Regions from separate parts of the Mus musculus genome. Here all the other regions are linked to region 2. A link is a loop called in an ENCODE intact Hi-C map of the cell type or tissue named here. Cell type or tissue: heart. All regions are shown on one strand.

Region 1 (2,500 bases), 180 kb before region 2:
CCAGGTGTGATAGTGCATGCTGTTAGCCCAGTGCTTGGGAGGCAGAGGAAGATGAATCTTGAGTTCAAGGCCAATGTGTTCTACATAATGAGTTCCCGGACAGCTAGGACTACATAGTGAGACCCTGTCTCAAAAAGAAGACAGTATGAGGCTGAACAGCTGGCTCAGCAGGTAAGAGTCCCTGCTGGACTGGCTAAGGACCTGTGTTGAGTGTCTTACAGCCACCTGTAACTTCAGCTCCAGGGAGTCCTACATCTTCATAGGTCTTCTACGGACACCCACAAACACATGCCATACACATACATACACATAAATAAAAATAGCTTTTCCAAAAGGTAATTTCCATAACCATTTATATTTAGTCTGGAGCACCAAAATTACATTGCGTATTTTAGCATCTAAGTAACATATAAAAAGTGACTTTCCTATTGTCACACGAGCTGTCCGTTGCCTTGCTTTCTGTTCTTGTAGCTGGTGAGCTTTCCTGCACCCCATGGTGCTGTTTGGAGAGTGAGGTAGTGGGTGGTCTGAGAACCTACTCCCAGGCAACTGTGGGCGGTGGGTCCTGCTGGGGGCCCCCACGCTGCTGACCTAGTCGGCCTGTTGTTGCAGGGCCCCGTGAAGCACGTGTACAGGGTCCTGCAGTGTCAAGAGGAAGAGCTCACGCAGATGGTCTCCACTATGTCTGATGGCTGGAAATTTGAACAGGTATGTTGCTCAAAGAGAAGCAACCCCAGCATGTCATCTCAGGGAGTCACAACCAGCCAGGCAGTAGCCCCGAGGTGGGGGTGAGTGAGGTGTGTGACCCTATTTTCATTCAAAGAAAAGAGCTCCTTGGTGTGCATTGCTCGCTCAGTGCTGTGCCGGGCAGGCGGCTGGGGAGGGCTGGGAAGAGGACCGAGGCTTTTCTGGCTTCACATCCGGAATCGGAACTTGGCAGTGCCGGTATGTCATGAAAGACTCAGAAGCGCCTCCTTTTGCTTGTCTCTGCCTCAGAGATTTCCTGTCAGAAGTGCTCTGCCATTCTGTTAGTCCTAAAGAAGGCTGGCTTCAACAGGAGCCGTATAATTCTGGGTGTGTGCATCGCAGTGTGCTGTGGGGGATCAGACACACGAGTGTGCAGGGTCATTTCCCAGCATTCTCTTTCCCTTCCTATGCCTTGTGCTTAGAATGGGGGTCATTTGAACAGAAAGCCCCTGAGAATCTGGATTTACCACTTCCTTCCATTAGGTGGCAGCCTAGTGCATCTCCTGTTGCCTCAGCCCTGGGGCGGGAGCCTGCGTGAAGGGAGTGAGCTTTTGTCTGGAGGTGACTGCGTTTACGTGGCGCTGCAGAGCCAGCTGACCTGGCACCAGAAGGTCACTGAAGGAACAAAAGCCACAGCTTGTATCAAGGCTGTCACTTTATAGCTAGAGAGAGAGGTCCCTCTCTCCCTTCAGGATCAGTCCCACTGTCACATGGGTCCCTCGTTCCCAGTCAGCTGTGGGTGGCCAAATGCTGCACAACGTTTATAGTCACGGCTGTTTTTCCTGGAGCATAATCTGAAGCAGAAGTTATTTTTATAAATTACATGTAAAAAATTAAAGTAAAAATAGATGCGTGGCTTTTCTTTGTGAAGGTGATAGATGGTTTTTAATGTGACTTTTATGTTATCGCAGTCCTGGGGTTTGAACCTGTGGCCTCATGCAGTCCAGGCACGTGCCCTGCTAATGAGCTGTGCTTCTAGTCCTGAAGTGGAGATGTCCTAAGGGAGAGTGAAGTCTATTCTTATTGTCTCCAAGGTGTAGATGAGAAAGGGGAGTGTGGGGCACCCCAGCCTTGCGACAGGAGGACCCGGCTTGAGGCTGTGAGTGCTTACGAGGCTACACTCGCTCTCTGCCGGCCTCCTCTGTGTGCACTTCCACTTTAGAGTTCAATGCTGGATTGTGTCTCCAAGAAGGTTAAGAATACCATGGCTTGTGACTTTTGGTGGCCACAGAGTGGTTCTCTTGGTACTGCCACGTCTCTGTGTTCAGTCTCTTGTCTAGAGAAAGTACGAGTGGGAGCAGGTGGGGCTGAGGAGGGCTCATTTGCTTGGTGGCGTACCTCAGTGGACACAGGCAGTGACTACATTACTGACGCTCCTGATGCCTTTGGGATGGTGTCGAGTGCTTGGGTGAGGGGGAGAGGATAGAACTCAGACCCGTCTTCCTCATGATTGGCTTCTCCTCCCTAGATTGGAGATCCGTTTAATCCTACCTCAGAGAATGTTTATTCTCTGAAGGATAAAGCTACAAAGTCCAGTTGAGGGAGGGGAGGGTTCTGTGGCAAGGAAGTTGGTTTGGTTTGGTTTGGGTTTTGTGGTTTGATTTGGTTTTGTGGGGGGGGGGTGTTTGTTTGTTTGTTTGTTTTGCCCTTGAGTGTTCTTAGGTCCTGTCTGTATGGTTGCAGAGTCATCCACCATCTTTGTGTTTTGTCAGTTAATCAGCATTGGCTCTTCCTATAACTATGGAAATGAAGA
Region 2 (2,500 bases):
TCTAGATAGAGCAGAAAGAGCAGGCGTTTAAGGCCAGCCTTGGCGTCCTGAGACTCTGTCTCACAAAGACAAAACACCTAAGTCAACCCTGCTTAGCGCAGCTTAGGTCATTTATACTACTCCATTTTTCCTGTTACCGTCTGTGTGGTGAATCAATTCTGCTCTGGCTATTACCCAGTCACACGGTTCCAGGAAAACGGTCTGAGTGGAGGCAGAATGTCCTCTTTGAATTGTGGCCACAGAACCTGTTTCATTAAGTGAGATACTGGGTCTACAATTCCAATTATTTTCATCTTTCAAGAAGGGGAGCTGGGCGTGGTGGTGCACACCTTTAATCCTAGCACTGGGGAGGCAGGGGCAGGAGGATCTCAGTGAGTTCGAGGCCAGCCTGGTCTATACACAGCTGACTGGACACTGGGATCCTTGGGTAAATGATTTTAGCCAATGCCTGTAATCCAGCACTGTACACTCCCCAGAGAACTGTCACATATAGGGAGATGGCTCTATGCCCTGCCCGCAAACATCAGACACTGCAACTGTGATCTTACTTTTCTTTTGGGATGTAGCTTCCCTTAAAGCTAATTTCAATCTCCTGAACAGTAGTTCTTAAGGAAGGCCATGCCTCTAGGAACAACACTCAAGACATCAAAGAGACAACTGTATTCCGTAAAGGATTTCCAGCTCAGGGCTCTACAAAGACGTCTTACCTGATTCGTCTCCATTTCAGAGGCTCTCCCGGGGCTAGCCCTTAGTAAAGTTAATTTATTGACCCTTGATAAGGCGTGATTAACCAGCCTTATTAACCCTTACTAAATAACCTGGATGAACTGTCCGCTAACGTTAAACCTTATTCCTTTGGAGCAATGTACAAATTAGTAAAGATAGCAACACGTCGATATAGCAGCAGTCATTGTTTTTTGAGTTACTCAAGAGCGGGTTATCTCGTTAAAATGAGTGCGTGCATATATGTGTGTGTGTGTGCGCGCATGTGTGTTCCTTCAGTACATATTTAGCACGCTTCGTGGTATATTGTTCCCTGTAGTCGCGCTTTGGAAATGAATTCTCACTTCCAGCATCCTCACTGAGGATGGTCCCACTCTGGAAGCTGCCAGCTGTGTTGTGTGTGCGGCGTGGCACCGCTCAACCCTCCCCGAGGGACCTGTCCAATGCCCGGTCCCAGAGCACAGGCTGGGTGCAGCCCCACCTCAACCTCCCCACGACGCCCGCCTGTCAGCCCAAGGCGCCCGGGTGTCGCTTTCCGGGCCTGCAGGATCTCGCGCTGCAGGTGTCACCCGCGGGAGCCTGAGGACGCGCGGCGGGGAAGGGCCGCTGCTCGCAAGGGGTGTGAGCGCCGGATGCTCGCCGCGAGGCGACGCCGGGTGTGGACTGCCGCGGGCCGCCGCGGCGGAGGGGATGGCGCAGGGAGGGAGGAGGCAGGCCCGTGGTTGGAGGTCAGGTAGAGGCGGCCCCGGATACTCACTCAGCCAGGACTCCAGGCTCTCCCCTTCCGCCTCCGCCATATTGCAGCCGCCCGGTCCGGCCCTGCGCCCTCAAGCCTCGCGAGGTTCTGCGCGAGCAGGGCGGGGGCGGGGCCCGCATGGGGGCCTGAGCGCGCCGAGGGCTGCGGTCCACGGGCGCGCCGGACCGCGTCGGAGGCCGCGAGGGCGAGGATGTGTCTTCGCTTCTTCCTCAGAGGGAACCTCTGAAGGGAAACCCACGCCCGAGGAAAGTGCGCAGGCTCTCATCCGTGTCCTGTCGCTCACTCACGCAGGCGCGCTGTGGGCAGCCCTCCGAGGTCCTGACAGCGGCCAAGATGGCTGCCCCCGCGCTGCGCGCTCCGCTTCGCTGGTCCGGGCTGGCCCTGGGAGTGAGGTGCGCCGTCTGGAACCTTCCAGGGTGAGAAGGCAGCGCGTAGCCGGGACCGCCGCTCGGACCTTCACGGGAGGACCTGGGGAAAGGAAAGAAGCCGCAGGCGAGCTGCGCTGAGTTCTGGCGCGGGAGGGCACTAACTCGGGGCGCCGAGATGGCTGACTCCAGCCATTAAACGGGCCGGTTTGGGGGCTTAGTACCCTGTCCTATGCCTGACAGGCCGGGATGACCTAGATCGGTTCTACCCGGAGCCGAGAGTGCGGCCCTGCTAGAGATCGGAGAACTGGCTTGCGACGGAACAGTGGCCAGTTTCGGGGTGGGGGCTGCCTACCTCTTGGGACAAGGGTCAGAACTGCTGTCAGGTTAGCAGGCGGTCCCAGCGCCACCGTCCCTCGTCAGCGTGATGGCACTTGCGGCTTACTGTTAAGTCAAGCTTGTTCACTTTTGTGGAGTCACAGATTCACCCGTAGGGTTCTGTCTGCTTCCTCCTCGCCCCACTCCCAGGCTCACACAGGTGAGGGGGAGCCGCTATGCCCCCGAATTCCGGGAGCCCTTGATTGACAAGGAATATTACCGCAAGCCGGTGGCGGAACTCACCGAAGAGGAGAAGTATGACCAGGAGCTCAAGAAA
Region 3 (2,500 bases), 66 kb before region 2:
ATTCCTTGCTTGTGGCCTGCCTCCCAACTTCCAGAGAACACAGTCCATCAGGGGAGCCGACCCAACCTGAAGCTCACGGGCCCATCAATCATTTCGTCCCTTAATCCAGTACAAAGTAGGAGTAGGATCCTCGCATTTGAAGAAAATCCTGCCCTCTGCTGTGCATGCCACCCTGTGGCTCTCACTTGGTGTTTTTATTTCCTGTACCCCTGTATTTTCTTCTACTACTGTGTTCCCACAGAGGGGGGAAATACCACGATTACATTACCACCATAGTGCTTCTTCTCGACCAAACAGCTTGAAAAAATGCCCATGCCAGCTGCTCCACCCCCTCAACTCCCACTCACTCCTCAATCCACTGCAATCTGTTGTTGTCCTCTTAGCTCCACTAGAACTCTCCACAAGGTCACCTTTGCTGAAACCAGTAATACGTCCCGTTTCTCACCCCTACTCAACTCCCTTCGACTCTGCACAAAACAGGCTTTTTTTTTCTGTCACCTTAGGCCAGTGGTAGCACACCTTAATCTTTTTTTCTTTATTAAACTTTATTTTAATTGTTTCTTTGAGTTTTAGTACAGACTTTTTCTGGTTTTTGGGTTTTTTTGTTTTTTTGTTTTTTTTTTTTTTTTTTTTGGTTTTTCGAGACAGGGTTTCTCTGTATAGCATTGGCTGTCCTAGAACTCACTCTGTAGACCAGCCTGGCCTCAAATTCAGAAATCCCCCTGCCTCTGCCTCCCAAGTGCTGGGATTAAAGGCATGTGCCACCACTGCAGCTAGTATAGACTTTTAAAAATTACTATATTTCCTCTACAGGGACGTATGAATCCCTTCCAATATCATCTACTTTCTAAACTCTCCTTTTCTAACTTTTTTTTTAATCCTCCTTGCATGTCTGTGGTGGCATAGGTGTTTAATCCCAGCACTAGGGAGGCAGAGGCAGGTGGGTCTCTGTGCTCTAGGCCGGACAGGTCTACAGACTGAGTTCCAGAAAAGCCAGGGCTACACAAAGAAACCCTGTTTTGAGAAACAAAAACAAAAAGATAAAAATTAAAAAGAAGACAGACAGGGCAACACAGAGAAACCCTGTCTCGAAAAACCAAAAATAAATAAATAAATAAATGAATAAATAAATAAAAGAAAAAGAAAAATTCCTTCTTTTGGGCGGGGCCTAGTGACACAAGTCATTTTAATCCCTACACTAGGAAAGCAAGATAAACAGATCTGTGTGTATTTGCGTATTCCAGATAGGCTGACAGCCAAGGCTACACAGTGAGACCCTGTCTTTGTGTGCCCATCTGGAGGTCAGAGGGTAACTTGTAGGCTTTGGTCTTTTCTTCCATTTTGTTGGTTCTAGGGACTAAAGTCAGCTTATCAGACTTTCTAACAAGGAAGCATCTCACCAGCCCCAAAGCTGTGACTTTTTTTTTTTAAATCAAGTCCCAACAACCACATGGTGGCTCACAACCATCCATAATGAGATCTGACGCCCTCTTCTGGTGCATCTGAAGACAGCTACAATGTACTTAGATATAATAATAAATAAATCTTAAGAAAGATGAATGCTTATGAATACACTGTAGCTTCAGACACAAAGCCACCATGTAGTTGCTGGGAATTGAACTCAGGACCTCTGGAAGAGCAGTCAGTAATCTTTACCACTGAGCCATCTCTCCAGCCCCCAAAGCTATGGCTTCTAAATAGCTCTAAGCCTATGTCCCTGATGCACATCAACCTTAGTAAATCCTAATTAACTAAAATACTTCATTTTGCCGGGCAGTGGTGCCTCACAGGCCTTCAATCCCAGCCCTCAGGGAGCAGTGATGGGTGGATGTCTGAGTTCAAGGACAGCCAGGACTACACAGAGAGACCCTGTCACTGATTTGTATTAATGCTTGCATTATGGGTTCCCAACATGGAATGAGAATCCAGCATGTGAGACACCAAGGGACCCTGCCTCCAGCTGGTTCTGATTGGTGAATAAACTTGCCAGCAGCAAATGGCTGGGGAGAGAGACAGAGGTGAGAGGAACTCTTTAGGATTCCCAGGGGACAGACAAAGAGACAGAATCTCAGAATCGCCATGGCGGGGAGGGGGGTGAGATCCAGGCTGGAGAGCCCCTGAAGGGAAAGCATACAACCATCTAAGCACTTGGAAAGAGGGGCCCCAGGGGTGCCCCCCCATTGAGTCTAGGGTAGCAAAGATGGAATATAGATCTTAATAATTCAGGAGTATGGGGGTAGCAACTTGGAAGTTTGGGAATAGCCCGGCCATTGAGGGATTAAGTTGTATTAAATATAAGGCTACATACATGTGTGTGTGTGTGTGTGTATGTCTGTGTCTTTCATTCAAGAATCCACACATTAGGCCAGAAGCAAGGAACTCCTGCCACCAGCCGCCAGGGAGATTAGAGCAGGTTAACCAACTACCTAACCAACTACAGAAACAAAACCCTGTCTTGAGGGCTGGTGAGATGGCTCAGTGGGTAAGAGCGCCCGACTGC

The links. A loop is a pair of places that touch in the nucleus more often than their neighbours do. Peaks named below come from ENCODE experiments on the same cell type or tissue, not always from the same donor. Only the 100,000 strongest peaks of a DNase experiment are listed, where the experiment ranks them.
Region 1: it touches region 2 in a loop (2.6-fold over the local background); 3 of 42 quality-filtered maps call a loop at or near these places.
Region 3: a loop joins it to region 2, with 2.2 times the contacts of the local background. A loop is called at or near these places in 3 of 42 quality-filtered maps.

What each region holds. Positions count from the first base shown.
Region 1 is chr11:115,426,821-115,429,320 of GRCm38, forward strand. Kctd2 (potassium channel tetramerisation domain containing 2) reads left to right here. Exons shown (of 6, transcript NM_183285.3): 4 at 613-708; 5 at 2,460-2,500. Among named protein-coding and RNA genes, the nearest start is that of Kctd2, 7.9 kb to the left of the region's middle. In heart, a CTCF peak has its summit at 1,241 (motif pointing right); a DNase peak (open chromatin) is centred at 1,291; H3K4me3 peaks cover 456 bases; H3K27ac peaks cover 1,398 bases.
Region 2 is chr11:115,602,348-115,604,847 of GRCm38, forward strand. Gga3 (golgi associated, gamma adaptin ear containing, ARF binding protein 3) reads right to left here and starts at 1,569. Exons shown (of 17, transcript NM_173048.3): 1 at 1,481-1,569. The coding sequence starts at 1,520. It overlaps Mrps7 (mitchondrial ribosomal protein S7), which reads left to right and starts at 1,793. Exons shown (of 5, transcript NM_025305.3): 1 at 1,793-1,896; 2 at 2,374-2,500. The coding sequence starts at 1,814. In heart, a CTCF peak has its summit at 1,416; DNase peaks (open chromatin) are centred at 350 and 1,524; H3K4me3 peaks cover 2,347 bases; H3K27ac peaks cover 2,058 bases.
Region 3 is chr11:115,536,821-115,539,320 of GRCm38, forward strand. No RefSeq gene overlaps it. Among named protein-coding and RNA genes, the nearest start is that of Sumo2, 1.8 kb to the left of the region's middle. In heart, a CTCF peak has its summit at 1,506 (motif pointing left); no DNase peak of the experiment used is centred here; H3K4me3 peaks cover 190 bases; H3K27ac peaks cover 433 bases.